2 separate regions of the Homo sapiens genome follow, and region 1 is linked to region 2. A link is a loop called in an ENCODE intact Hi-C map of the cell type or tissue named here. Cell type or tissue: B cell. All regions are shown on one strand.

What was found. Hi-C counts contacts between places; a loop is a spot of excess contacts. Peaks named below come from ENCODE experiments on the same cell type or tissue, not always from the same donor. Only the 100,000 strongest peaks of a DNase experiment are listed, where the experiment ranks them.
Region 1: a loop joins it to region 2, with 12 times the contacts of the local background. A loop is called at or near these places in 5 of 110 quality-filtered maps.

Annotation. Positions count from the first base shown.
Region 1 is chr10:107,406,314-107,414,313 of GRCh38, reverse strand. No RefSeq gene overlaps it. Among named protein-coding and RNA genes, the nearest start is that of SORCS1, 250 kb to the right of the region's middle. In B cell, no CTCF peak of the experiment used is centred here; a DNase peak (open chromatin) is centred at 4,563.
Region 2 is chr10:108,540,824-108,548,823 of GRCh38, reverse strand. No RefSeq gene overlaps it. Among named protein-coding and RNA genes, the nearest start is that of LINC02661, 160 kb to the left of the region's middle. In B cell, CTCF peaks have their summits at 3,914 and 4,116 (motif pointing right); a DNase peak (open chromatin) is centred at 4,143.

The sequences.
Region 1 (8,000 bases), 1.1 Mb after region 2:
TTTACTGTTTGAGAACAGCCAATGACAGAAAGGAAATGGAAATATTTAAAACTTACAAGCTTGTGATAATGATGATGTAAAAGCAGAAGCTATGTAATCTCTCCTGAAGTTAATTACCCTTCATTAAGACAAATCTCATTCTTTTTTAGAAAAACAGACCACCTCCTGTCCATTAGGCCTTGTTATTCCTGGCATCCTTTAGCTTCCTTGAGGAAAGGTAGAATGAATGATGACCTTGCTTTCGGAGCTACAATTGGGTGGTGGGAATTATCATGATTCCCTTCTACAGAAAGGACATGAAAGGTACAAGAAAGAACTTTGACTCAATTCAGCCATGTATAGATTCAAATTCTTGTTTTACCAGTTATAAAACTTACTAGTTTTATAATATTTATAAGTAATATATTCTTACTGAGCCTAACTTTCCTTGTCTATAAATTGAGGATGATGATACCTACTTCCCAGGATTTCCTTGTGTGAAGATTAAATAAATAGCGCATGCAAAGTGCCTCGCATGAAGTAAGTGATCATGAAATAATAAGAACTGGTAGCAATGATGATGTTAATAATGACAATGACTAGGGGATAATGATGATGCCATGAATGACTTTGGTTGGGATGCAGACCCAGGCCCTCCAAGCTCTTTATCCCAAATATAGCTCTGAACCCTGGGTAGTCTCTCCAGGCCTCTTTGGCCTTCATTTTCTTTGACCCTCTGCCAGCATGTAAATGCTACACCACAAAATTTATTTCAGAAGCTCATTCCACGTTGAAGAGTTAACTTCTGCTTGATGTAGCCTCATACTCAAGAATAGCAGTCACACATTGATTTTTAGAATATTTTGTAGTTCACAGATTTTTTTCTTAGTAAACCAATTAATAGAACACACTTGAAAGAATGCCTGGCACATATTAAGTGCTATATAAATGTTATCTGTTTTCAGTATTCATGTGACTATGAATATTATTTGTTAGATCATTTAATTCTTGCAACAACATACTATGAATAGGTAAAGCCAATTTACTAGTGTCATTTGAACATATTAAGACAACAAATCTAACAAAAGTCTAGTGATTTTGAGCACCTACCTCTGTGTTCAAGGGCAGGGTATTTTCTGCTTAAGATTATTCTCCCCAGTGCCTAGTTCAGGACTGCTCACACAGCAGGTGTTTGGTCAATATTGGTAAAGTTTACATAGATGATATATAGGGGCCATAGGAAGATATTGACTCGGGAGCCGAATTGAGTCTATGCTAAGAATAGCAATGCATATTAACGTCAAAATAAGAATTAACAACTTTCTTCAAACATTTATGTACAGACAAAATAAAGGACTAGTTAAATATAGATACTGTAGGAACTGCTTGAAAGCATTGCTTAAAATCACAAGGTCTTGGGTATCCACTGACCCTTCAAATATCCTCAAATGACTTTCATTTACTTGTTTTTGTTACTTTTAAGAGATGTCTGAAAAGGGCTGGTAATCAATACTGTACTTAGACAGCTGGACAAAAGATAAAAATGCCCAGGCCCTTGACTGGGGCAAGAATGATTGAGATGCTCTCGTGATTCTCTCTTAAGATATGGTCCACCTACTGAGAAGACCTTGTCCTTTTCCTGTATATACAGGTTGTGGTAGAAAAAGGCAAAAACCTAGAAACTAGCAGCTGTACTTGCTCACAAAATCCTGTCATAGAAACATGTAATTGAGGCTAAAGGAAAAAGAAAGAGTTCCATATTAACCTATCCAAATGGTGGAAGACCATTTAACAGTCTCTAGAGGGAACCAACCCGTGGCAGGCCATGCACTGGGGGTGAGGTGGGGAGGTCTGTGCTACACAAATAATTCATAGAGCTATGTTTTTTTGTTTGTTGTTTTACAACAGTGTTTATCACTCAGTGTGGAACATTATTTTGACAAACATACCATGGTAATTAAGATGATAATTGATGAAGGAGTCCATAGGATATCTCTGCACTATTTTTATAACACTTCTGTAAATTTAAAATTATTCAAAAATAAAAAGTTTATTTTAAAAGGTCTGACAAATTTCCCATGCTACTGTGGCAAGAAAATGCAGAGGATGACTGAGGTAGTCAGGCAGTATTTTCAAGAGATGGTAGTACTTGAGCTAAAAATTAAAAAAAAAAAAATAAGGGCTGGGTGCATTGGCTCACACCTGTAATCCCAGCACTTTGGGAGGCTAAGACAGGCAGATCACGAGGTCAAGAGACCGAGACCATCCTGGCCAACATGGTGAAACCCCATCCCTACTAAAAATACAAAAACTAGTCAGGCGTGGTGGTGTGTGCCTGTAGTCCCAGCTAATCGGGAGGCTGAGGCAGGAGAATCACTTGAACCCAGGAGGCCAAGGTTGCAGTGAGCTGAGATCACGCCACTGCACTCTAGCTTAGTGACAGAGTGAGACTCCATCTAAAAAAAAAAAAAAAAAAAAGTAGTGGTAAATAAGGTGGATAAAGGATAGAAAAGCATGTGTTTAGTAAGCTAGTTTTTTTACCCAATAATATTTCACAGACATCTAAGTCAGTTGCTAAAAATCTTTATCATTTTTGTTGGGTTTATCATAGTTCTTGGAATAAACATGAGAGTTACTTATTTCTTTATGATCATTTTTCTCCTTTTTTAACCAGATCTACAGGAAACTTACAATACTATTTCCACTTATATTTTAAATACCTGTTTAATTTTTTTCCTACTAAACTATTATGTTTCCAAGGACAAAAACCGTGTTTATCTTTTTCACTCCTTAAGTCCCCAAGATATAGTACAAAGTTGAATAAATGAGGATATAGAACATGCAAAGACATGGAATGAAAAAGTAGCAAGGAGTGTAAGAGACTTGCAAGCAGTTTTCTACAACTGGAGTAAAGGACTCTTATTGTGGAATTTTGAGAGGCAGGGAATTAATTGAAGAGGTTGACATTCATTCTCTAGGAATCATCAAAATGTTTATTTTGGACCCAGTCTGTGTTAGTCCATTTTCACACTGCTATAAAGATGCTACCTGAGACTTAGTAATTTATAAAGGAAAGAGGTTTAATTGACTCCCAGTTCCATATGGCTGGGGAAGCCTCAGGGAACTTACAATCATGGCAGAGGGCAAAGGAGAAGCAAGTACCTTCTTCACAAGGTGGCAGGAGAGAGAGAGAGCAAAGCGGAGACTGCCACACACTTTTAAAACCATCAGCTCTTGTGAGAACCCACTCACTATCATGAGAACAGCATGGGGGAACCGTCCTTATGATCCATTTATCTCCCACCAGACCCTTCCCTTGACACCGGGGGATTGCAACTTGAGATGAGATTTGTGTGGGGACACAGAGCCAAACCAAATTACAGTCTATATTATGCACTGTAACTACAAATAGAAGGAAAACATTAGCTGTTCAGTCAGGAAGTTTATGGGATTGCAGGGCCCACAATATAAGGGAATTTTTTTCCTCTTCATCCTAAAGACTACTGGAAGTCTTTGAAGTATTTTAAGTAGGAACTTCAGAAAGATCTTTGAATCAGTGGTTCTCCTGCAGAAGGAAACCGAGAGAGAAGGGCAATATTAGGAAACAGAGACTCCATTAGAAGTTTCTTGCAACATAAAAATAATGAGAGATTCCACAAAATTACTTGAGTGGAGACTGAGAAGTGGCTGCAGGGGTCACTGATATTAGGAGGATGTGATGTGGAGGCAGCTGGGAGAGGATTTTCAGAAGGAGAGGGCGGGATTGAGATCTATCTGGAGGTTGTATCAGCTCTGCTCTATAACTGACTAGATGTGGAGGGCGATGAGCAGAGAAATTGAGTATGATTCTCAAGTTAATGGCTTCCATCACTGGCTGGGTGAAAATGGCAGACAGTAAAGAAAGTAAGATAGAAGACAGTGCAATCTGTTGTGTTTTTGGGATGGGTTAGTCAAACTCATTGTGGTGGAGATAACTTCAAGACCCTAGGTGAAGGTGCCCAGTAGATAGTTGAGGACACTGGTCTCTAGGGAGAGAGCTGTGGGCTATAGATATAGACCTCTGACTGAGTAGTATATGAGTTAATATTACACGAAGTGTCACTGTAAATGAGACCCCCTCAAGGAGAGTAGGTAGAAGAGAAGAGAATCCAGAGTGAGCTCCGGAGAGCAACAGCATTTAAGATGGAAAAGAAGAAGAGCATGAGAAAGAAACACATTTAGAAGTCAAGATGAGGACGATGAATGGGAGATAGGTGAAAAATTTGGGAGAGCCTACCGAAGTATGATTGAGGAAAGAAAAAGTATTCAACACTGCAAGGTGCAAATGAGTGTTAAAGTGATGAAGCCTTCGTAAGTGATAGGATTCTTCAGTTAGGGTGCCATTCACAGCCTTAATTAGAGCAATGCCAGACACTTTACTCAGATAATTGCATTTAATTTATACAGTAGCTGATGAAGCAGGTAATATAATCCTAATTTTACAGATGAAGAAACAGTAGCTTAACTAACTGACTCACAGACATGCAACTAGTTATCAGCAAAGCTCAGATTCAGACTTAGGAAAGCCGATGCTGAAAACTGCACTCTGAATAACTAAGCTCTACGGTGCCACCCACTGACGCATCTAATTAATTTCAATTCAGCATGTCACTTCACAGTTTAGGGTTTTGTTTTGTCCTCTAATTTTCCATAAGCACAAATATTAGTTCACCAGCACTATTCTAAAGCATCATCAGAACTGAGTGAGACATATATGTTGCTGTGTGTTGGCGTCAAGTTTTTAGCCAAAAGCAAGGTAGTCCCCATAGGTGTCCCGTAAATTCCATTAAATACATGATATTGAAAAGAAATGAGCATTTGAGGTGTTAGAGTAAATGCAGATCAGCCAGGTTGTCCTCCAATGACACACATAGCAGCTCGAAAGAACAATGCCAACTATTGACTGTGCTCCCTGGTCCTAAGCATTAGATCATTGCGTTTCTCTAATGATTTATGTGTGAAATTTCCAAGGTTATATGAATAGGCCACAAACAGACTTTGATATACCCATAATGGGTTAATAATGCATACTCCATACTTAATGCATAAGAAAGTAAACCACAGAAATTCCACAAAAAAGGACAAACATCTCTGGTGAGCAGTTCCTCTGAGCTTAGAGTCTGGAACATACTATTGTGGAAGGAAAATGCTTTTAATCTTCCTGCTGATGAATAAATCACAGTTTTTAAAAATATTTTAAAACATTTGAACAGCACCACCCCAGGACTTCATACAAGCTCTATTTTTCAGTTCCATCAGCATGCAAGCCATTCTCTTAATTGTGTACATAACCACGTACATAAGCAATGCCATGGATTTTGCACACTTCTGAACAATGGGCACCCTAGATATCTTGCGTGTAATACCGGCTGCCATGGTGCAATTAGAGGAGAAATAAATCTTACCATCTTGATGACAGCCTGTGCATCCAAAACCAGGCAATATAGATGGCTTTGAGAAAGCGGAATCTTGTATTCTTTGACAATGTAATTATTATGCTCTGTCAGCTCATTTGACTTTTTCATAAAAATCACTTAATACTTCACAAGGATATTACTTTTGCCATCAAATATCACTTTTGGAAATGTTAGTAATTTAGGAACTCCTATATTAAAAATGGCTAATTCAGTAAGTACATGAAATGCCATAATCTGAGAGGCCTTCTAACCTAAAAGATTTCCCCCTCCCCAAGCTTTATTAAGATATAATTAGCATACAAAACACTGCACATAATTAATGTATCCCATTTGGTGAGTTTAGACATATGTAAATTTTACTCCTGTTACCATCACCACAACCCAAGTAATAAATAGATCCACCGCCTCTAAAAATTGAATACTTCAGTCCCACTGTAAGACGCTGGGGAGAACAAAGGGCTCCATTAAGGAGCTATGGTCTGGTATTTAAAGGCTAAATAGTCAACAACTCAATTACAAATGATTTAGGAAAGTGCTGAAGCTATATTTAGTAGAGAGTTTTCTTCTCCAGCACCAACCTTACATGTTATTATATGCTAATTTTTAGAAATTTAAATCTAAAGACTTGTCTAGTAAAGACTCTTTTTGAGTTGAATGAAGTTCTTGGGCAATAGAAATTGCATATTTCACTTTTTTTTAGTTGCCTTTCTAAATTTACTTACATAAGATAAAATTCACTCTGTTTGGGGTAGATTACTGTGAATTTTGACAAAGGCTTTCAGTCTTGTAACCACCACCACAATCAAAACACAGAGCAATTCTGTCACCCCTAAAATTTGTGCTACCCCTTTATAGTCAATCTCTCTCTCCATCCCCAGCCCCTGACAACTACTGATCTATTTTTTGTTCCTATAGTTTTGCTTTCCACACTGTTGTATACTAGTTCGTTAATTTTTATTGATGAATAGTATTCCATTGTATGGAATATCATAGCTTTTATATCCTAAAAACTTGCATTTGTGATGTGATGATGGCAATGATAATAATAGTGACATCTGACATTATGTGAATGCTTATTGTGACTCAGGCATTGCTCCAGCTCTGTCAACATGCTACCTCATAAAATTTCCTCATCATATGAAATAGGCAATATTATTATTTCAGTTTAGAGAATAGAAAAAGGAGGCAAAGAGTATTAAGTAACCACCCTAGGATCACACAATTTGTAAATGTCACAGCCTATATTCAAATATGGGCAGTCTGACTTCAGGACCTAACATAATAACCACCATCATAAACTGCTTCCCCAGTAATAGCTACCAATTATTGATCATCTGCCCTTGGGCTCCATGGCAAGCATTTCCTTGATCCATTTTCACATGAATAAGGTAGGATGTGGAAAATGAGACTTACAGAGACTAAGCAATTTGCTCCAAATCACTCTGATAATGTTACCTAATTTTTAACCAAATCATAAAAACTGGGTCTTATTACCTTTAAAGGTATTTAATTTTGATTAGTTTCTGGATTTCAATTTTTTTATTATTATTTTCTCCTATGACATTGCATTTCCAATTCGTCTCAGCATGCACAGAGTCTTTTGGAGTTGGACTAACTTGTTGGGCATTGGTACAAATCATCTTCCAGGGTTTAAGATTAGATAATAAAATATATTTGGTACAAAAGAGACCTTGTATCTATCTTGATTTATCCCTGCCTTTGTGAAATTGAAGGGATGAAAAAAAATCTGCTATCTGAATTAAACTCCACGGAGTGACATGTGGAAAAAATTTATATACGTTTTAACTTTGGGTTGTTCCTCAAGAGGTTAAATCTTTGTTCCAGAATGCAGATAAAAATAAATTTTGCTGCTAGATTGCTTATGTTATCACCTTATCATGAGCACTGTAGAATTGGAAGCAAAAATCTCCAGTACAGATGTCTACAGGGAGAATGTGATTGTATTTTTCAATTTGTATTTATAGTAATAATAATGCACTCAGCTCACATCTTTAAGGAAAAGGCCTCGAAGTACTTTACGTATTTTAATTAACCCTCACTGTACTCAGTACATAGACAGTATATCAATTTTATTAATGCATAGCACATGGAGAGCAAATTTAAGGCCTTAGGTTCAAAGTCATGGCATGCTGGTAATGATAATAATGTTTCATGGTGGAGACAGATCTGTGAAAAGAAAGAATAGGAAACAACCCAGCAAACTCCGTGGTCTGACATGTCAGCAGCGTTGCACCCTTGCACGCTCCAATGGTCCTTTGCATTACAAATTTCTCAATATAAGAAACATCCTGAATATCCTGAGTATTCTTTCCTACTGTCCTCTCTGGATTTATTAACAGAGTGTAAATGTCAAACATGGGGGAAGGTGTGAAGAATGGAGGGCTCATCTCTTTTCTGAACAACCCTAAATACTCTGGTCAAATTTCAAACAATTCCTGGTTAGACATTTGGATGCCTTTGATTTTGAGTCCTACATACATTCTCGTTATCATAAGAGATATGCCACAGGAAAAAAAGACATGTTCTGAGGCAGAGTTACAAGAC
Region 2 (8,000 bases):
TTTTACTGGATCTGCAAAGCAATAAGATTCCAGAAGGTATAATTCATTGAAAGAAATCACGATCTATAATGATATATGATTTATCCATTCACATTACTGAGCTATTTAGAGTAAATTATCTATGAGATAATGTCATTAGTTTAACAGTGGCTGCAGTTGGTTTTGTCAGTATAATTTTAAGCCGTATAAAATTTTTAGAAACATATTTAAATATATATGTGTGTATATATATATAATTATATAATAATATATATAATTATATATTATTATATATAATTATATATATTATTATATATATTATATTATATATAATTATATATATTATATAATTATATATTATACAATATAATATATATTATATATATAATATATAATATTATATATGTAAAATATATTATATATTATATATAATATATATAATTATGTTATTTATATAAAAATAATAATATATGTATTATTTTTTTAGATGGAGTCTCACTGTGTTGCCCAGGCTGGAGTGCTGTGGCATGATCTCAGCTCACTGCCATCTCTGCCTCTTGAGTTCAAGCGATTCTCCTGCCTCAGCTTCCCAAGTAGCTGGGATTACAGGCGCACGCCACCACGCCCCGCTAGTTTTTGTATTTTCAGTAGAGACGGGGTTTCACCATGTTGGCCAGACTGGTCTGTAACTCCAGACTTCAGGTGATCTGCCCACCTTGGCCTCCCAAAGTGCTGGGATTACAGGCCTGAGCCACCATGCCCAGCCAATTTCCATATATTTTTTATACTGGGATTTCAGAGAGTAATTTCCTCTTCATGTGTAACCAGTTATGTGAATTAAAACAGATTCAGCCTTCTTTTACGGTTGTGAAAAACTGTAATTCTTCCTCTCAAGTTCCCCCTTGGAAGGAGGGATATTTCAGGCTCAACATTGTCCAGTCTGACCATCGTTAGAGAGAAAGGCCTTAAAATGTATTTTCTAAAAGCTTTTCTATAACTAATCAACTTAAGTGTCAGTTGGGTGTCTGAGATCTGTAAGACTTTGAGATTATTGCTCCAAATTCCATAGGACACTAATCTCTTTCTTCTTAATACTGTTTTTACTAAGATTCAAGCATAAGGGGCTTATATCCAAGGGGATTTTTCCTAAGAAAATGTAAATATATAAATATATGTACAGAAATTATTAAGAGTAGAAACATTTGAGGAATAGTGTGTCTAATAGCATATACTCGGTGTTTTCCCCATGAGTAAATGAAAAATGTTCAACATATATGAAAAGAATAAAGTGAAAAGTAAGATCTTCAAAGAGGATTATTCGCTGCTGGAAAGTAAGTAAAAAGCATCACAGAAGAGGCCAGACTCTCTGGCTCATACCTGTAATCTCAACAATTTGGGGGGCCAAGGTAAGAGGATCACTTGAGCCTAGGAGTATGAGACCAGCCTGGGCAATATGGCAAGATCTTCAAGACCTTGGCTCTACATAAAAAAAAAAAAAAAAAAAAAAAAGCACGCTGAGCATGCTCCTTGCTCCTCTGGTCCTAGGGAGACTGAGGTGGAAGGATTGCTTGAGCCCAGGAAGTAGGGGCTGCAGCTGTGATTGCATCACTGCCCTTCAGCCTGGGAGACAGTGCAAGGCCTTGTCTCAAAAAAAAAAAAAAAAAAAAAAAAAAAAAAATCAAGGAAGAGGACCCTTTTGCTTCAAATAAGCAAAAAGAAAAGAATAAAGTGAATTTGTTTTCCTATATGGTAATTGTGAATTTTTCTATTCCATAAGGTAATAGGGTCATAAATGCTGCTAGCTGATGAGGCTGGGCCACTGCAACACTTAGGTGACATATCCATTAGTTGCAGGTACTGCTAGAACCAGTGTTACTAGTACTGCCACCATCTGCCAGTAACTGAGAACCAACACTCTTCCCAGTACTGCACCAAGAGGAACCTAATGCATATTTCATAAGCTTTCTAGGTAGATAGATGTCCATGTTCCATGGAGTGGTCCACCATTTGCTAGCTCTATGTCCTTGTGATATTCCTTTATTTTCTCTACTTCTCACTTTTTCATGTGTAAAATGAGTCTCCTGGTGCTATTCATCTTATAGGTTGTTTTCAGTACAGTTGGTCTCTGACATACCATGTTTTGACTTACAATTTTTCAACTTTACAGTGGATTTATCAGGACATAAGTCCATCATAAGTCAAAGAGCATCTCTATTATGTAAAGTGTGTATCACAATGCCTAGAACACAATAAGCTCTTGGTGAAGAGTTTTCTATTATTATTCTTTTTAGTGTTTTCGTTAATATTGTTGTTAGTTTCTCTTTCTTACCTATGAAAACTACATGAGAGATACAGGACTTTGGTGACTTGAAAAGCTAAATCACTAAATAAGTGTCATCATAAAGAATGATATCCAGAGAAAGGATTATGAGAAGATGGTAGAGTAGGAAGCACCAGGAATCCATCTACTCACCTACATAAAAATTACAGTGGAAGAATCTGTTTGATGTAAATATTTAGAACTATTAAAGGCTTTCAACTTCCAGAAGATTTTAGTTGTATATTGTGATTAATTTTGTTCAATTGCAGCTCTCAGTGCAGTAGCAACTACCTGTCTATCTGTAGCCACCGCCTCCCCAGCCTCCCACTCCCTACTCCTCACAGTCATAGAGGAGGGCATCCATTGTCTGTTGCACCTGCCCCCATTTGTTGATTGTTGCAAGCCCCTCCCCTCTGGCTGAAGTGACTTCCTGGAGGTTTACAGGGCCAGTGATTTTCATTTTCACTTCATGTTCTCTTTTTTCCTTTATGAGAGTCAGACATTGTTAAAGATTAAGATATTAAAAAGCAACCACATATGTGCAGAAATTAGAAAGCCACCACAATTGCTCAAGGAAAGGTGCAGGCTCAGCAAAGACCTAAACAGCCTCAAATTTATACCTCAAGTTCATCATCAGCACAGAGAAAACCAGCAGCACAATTAAATTTTTAAAAAAGCAAACATCAAAAAAAAAAAAAAACATCCAAGTGAAAAAGAATAAAATTGGACCCGTAATTAACACCATATATAAAAATTAACTCAAAATTAATGTAAGACCTAAATATAAGATCAGAAGTGATAAAAGTCTTAGAAGAAAGTGAAGCACAGGGCACATCTTTATGTTGAGAATTCCTAAAACCCAAGAACAAAAACAAAATAAAATTTATAAATGAGGAAGATACTTGAGTAGACATTTCTCCAAAGAAGATATACAAAGGATCAAGTATTAGGGACATTAGGCACATGATTAGGGAACATCCCTAATCATTAGGGAAGTAGAAATCAAAACTACAATGGGATACCCTCTCGCACCCATTAGAACGGCTGCTATCCGAAACAAAAACAGATAAAAAGTGTTGGTGAGGAGGTGAACAAATTACAATACTTGTGCATCGTTGGTAGGAATATAAAATGGTACAACCACCGTGGAAGGCAGTATGATAGTTCCTCAAAAAATTAAAAATAGAATTAACATAAAATCCAGGAGTTCCAGTTGAAGGTATATACTCAAAAGAATTTGAAGAGATATTTTGAAGAGATATTTGTAGAATTATATTCACAGTAACATTAGCTAATACGTAGAATCAAACCAAGTGTCCATTGACAGATGGATGAATAAGTAAAATATGGTACATCCAATGGAATATTATTTAGCTTTAAAGGAAGGAAATTCTGGCATGTTTACAAGATGGATGAACCTTAAGGACATTATTCTATGTGAAATGAGCTGGCACTAAAGGACAAATGCTGTATGATTCCACTTGTGTGAGGTATTTAGAGTAATCAAATTCATAGAGACTGTGGGTAGCAAGCCACCCAGGTGCCGAGGCAAGAGACCGAAGGCACAAGCTGTTCCAGTATAATAAAATATATAGAATCAGAATAGTTATACTAGAAATAGATTATAGATATGATTATGAATATTATTAATAATTAGTTTGTAGCATTACTCTTTACTCCAATATTATAGTAATATTTCTTCTACAATTATAACCTAGGAAAAACCAGGCCATGCAGAGATAGGAGGTGAAGGGACACGGTGAGAAGTGACCAGAAGATGAGTGTGAGCCCTCTGTTATGCCCGGGCAGGGCCACTAGAGGGCTCCCTGGTCTAGCGGTAACACCAGTGCCCGAGAAGGCACCTGCTACTTAGCGGACCTTGGTCTAGGGATAGCACCAGTGCCTGGGAAGGCACCCGTTACTTAGCAGACTGGGAAAGGGAGTCTCCCTTTCCCCGGGGGAGTTACAGAAGAATCTGCTCCATCACTTCTTGTGGAAGGCCTGACATCGGTCAGGCCCACCCACAGCCATCCGGAGGCCTAAACGTGTCTCTGTGATGCTGTGCTTCAGCGGTCACGCTCCTGGTCCACTTTCATGTTCTGCCCTGTACACCTGGCTCTGCCTTCTAGATAGTAGTAGCAGAATTAGTGAAAGTATTAAAGTATTTGATCTTTCCGAGAAATACATAAAAGAAATAATGATGTAAGCTGTCCCCTCTCTCCACCTTGGCTACCAAATAGGGAAGGGACCCCTGTCTGGTAGACACGTGACTCGCATGACCTTACCCATCATTGGAGATAACTCACATTCCTTACCCTCTTGCCTTGTATACAATAAATAACAGCGCGGCCAGGCATTCGGGGCCACTACCGGCCTCCGTGCCTTGGTGGTAGTGGTCCCCCGGGCCCAGCTGTCTTTTCTTCTATCTCTTTGTCTTGTGTCTTTATTTCTATGATCTCTCGTCTCCATACACGAAGAGAAAAACCCACAGGTCCTGTAGGACTGGACCCTACAGAGACAGAAAGTAGAATGGTAGCTTTCCAGGGCTATGGGAATGGGGAAATCGGGAGTTATTGTTCAATGAATATAGAATTTCAGTTTTCCAGTTGAAAAGAGCTCTGGAGATGAATTGTGGTGATATTTGCACAACAATATGAAGGGACTTAGTATGACTAAACTGTACACTAAAAGATGGTTAAGATAGAAAATTGTAGTTTATATGTGTTTTGCCACAATTTTTAAAAAATGAAAAGAAAAAAGAATCAGATCCAATTTTGACTTTTGGACTGTGCTATTTGTACTTCTATGGTAAAGTGAATGGTACTCCTGACTTAGCAGATTTCAGACATGTTTAGAGAAGATTTTTACTCATCTTTGTATCACATGCAGTTAATAATGAATAAATAATATTCATTCAACAGAAAGTTATTAAACACTTTCTAATGTACTTGACACTGTGCTGAGTAAGACATATCTTCTGAGATATTTGCAACATTTTCTGTTCTTTAGATTTATTTTATAATTTTTATTGAATTGGTTGTAATGATGCCCATTTATTTTGTTATATTTTTTAACTCAAGAAAGTGTTGTTTTACTTTATTTTAGTTTACACTTTTGGTTGTTGCTTTTGATTCATTTAGTTTTTGTTGTTGTTGTTGTTCCAGGACAGCATGTGTGTTGTCTCTGCCATACACTTTCCATCTTTGTATTCATTATTCTAATCAGTTTTTTAATCTTCCTATATTGAGGAAACTGAAATTGTATCATTTGTTCCTAATCTTCTGCAGCATCAATGCTGCTCTTCAGTGCCTCCAATGCTAATTTATCCATTTCCTACTAGTCTTTTGTTACTTGTGTACTTTACCCACACACACATCTTTCCTTTTATCTTGTTATACCTTTTCTTCTTTTGGATTTCAATTTTTTTAAGCCATGTGTACTCATAATTCCTAAAATTCGTATTAGATCATATTATTTTAGTAACCTTTCCAATAATGTTCTTTTTCCTGATCTACATGATTCCCCATTAGCCTTAATTTCTTTGTGTTTTCTCTTTCCTCTGCTTCATACAAGTGAGAGCTATCTGGGCTTGATTTCTGTAAAGAGGCTGATGATGTTTTTTGGCCCCTTTTATGTCTATTTCTGTGAAAATCAAATTCCTTAAGAGCTCTACAACTTAAGGGAAGATTCATGTGCTCAGGCAACTCTTTTGATTCCCACTTTATAGGTGATGAAACTAAGTCACTAAGAAACTTTCCCAAGGTTACACAACTGGTAAGCAGTAGCAGTGAAGTCAGCAGTGAAACCCAGGCAATCTGTCTTCAGAGTCCATGACATAAACCACTGTGTCAAATACTTCCTGGTGCCTTTTCTTTTAACTTTTGTCAATGTATACTATAATCAGAGAAGAACACATACATCTTAAGTTTACAGCTTGATAAATATTTACAAACACAGCACACCTATACAGTCAGCTTCCAGAATATTACCAATTCCCAGTCTCTACCATGCCCGTGAGATTTACCATTGTTCTACTTCTTTAATAGAAAAAAAATAGTTTCACCTGTTTTTGTACTTTTATACAAGTAGAAATAACAGTATTTATTGTGCCTGGTTTCTTTCTTAAACATTACGTTAAGTATATCCATTCAATAATTCCTTTGCTATAAAGTAATGGCATTGTAGGAATATCCTGGGTATGTATTAATATATTCATTGTAATGCCGATGGACATATGGGTAGTTTCTATTTGTTTTTGTTTTTTGGAGGGAAGGGGCTATAAAAATATTGCATTTTAGTTAACATTTCAGATGTGCATATGTCGAAGGGTGGACTTTCTGAGTCTTAGGATAGTCCATTGCTCAGCTCTGTTAAATCATCCTGAATAATGTTCCAATGTGGCAGTGCCAGTTTAACTCAGCTACGGTGTGTATAAAGCCTTTGGTTTATTCACACTCTCAGCTGGTATTTTATAATCAGTAGCTGGTGTTTATCTTTTCAAGTAAACCAGGTTTAATATGTGTTTCCATTATATCTAAAGAACTTAACATCTTTTCACATATTTATTAACTATCTTGGGATTCTCTTTCTTTTTTTCTTCTTTTCTTGAGACAGGGTCTTGCTCTGTCACCCAGGTTGGAGAGCAGTGGTGTGATCATAGCTCACTGTAGCCTTGACCTCCAGGGCTCAAATGATCCTCCCACCTCAGCCTCCTGAGTAGCTGGAGCTACAGGCATGCACCACCAAACTTGGCTAATTTGTTTATTTTTTTTTTGTAAAGACGGGGTCTCGCTATGTTGCCCAGGCTTCTCTTGAACTCCTGGACTCCAGCAATCCTTTCACCTCAGCGTCCCAAAGTGCTGGGGTTACAGGCATGAGCCACTGGCCCTGGCCACATTTTGTTATCTGTTTCTTGTGAAGAGCCAAGACTTGTCCATTTTTCACTTGGGTTCTGTGACCTTTTCTTATTGACTTGTAGATGTTCTTAATGTTTTCCGAATACAGTGCCTTTGTCATTGCAGTTTTTGCCATTGAAAGTCATACAAAAATGTAATTACTTTTGCACCAACTTAATATTTTTGTCACTATGTTCTGCTAGCCTATAGTTTCCCTTTTCACTCTTATTAGTGTCTTGTGAGGACAATATATTCTTTTCATTTTAGTAAATTTTTATTCTTCAGTTTTTCTTGTTACAGATTTTATGTACTGTTAAGTATCTTTATGTATATCAAAATGATATCCTCCATTATTTTTCTATAAATGTTTTTACTGCCTTTCCATTCATTTTTAAATTTGACCGTCTTTGAAACTGATTTTGTGTATGAAGTGAAATAGGGATCTAGATATATTTTATATCAAATATATACCTAATGGAGATCTTTTCCTCATTATACTACAGTTCATCTTCTCCATGACTCTCAGTGGAGTTACAGGTGTAGCTGCTTTCTAGATTCTGTGTCATTGGTTGTTACCTATCCTTGGGCCAACATTATGACATATTTACCACAGATTTGAAGTACTATTGCTATTTGATCCTGTACATTCTTCAGCTTTCTTCTTTTGCTGCTTCAACCTTGCCTTTGGTAATCTTGGATTATTAAATTTATATTTGAATTTTAGAATTAACTTGTTAATTTCTACAGTGACTAATGCATGCACACACACACACAAACTACTGATATGTACTGAATTTACAGATTAA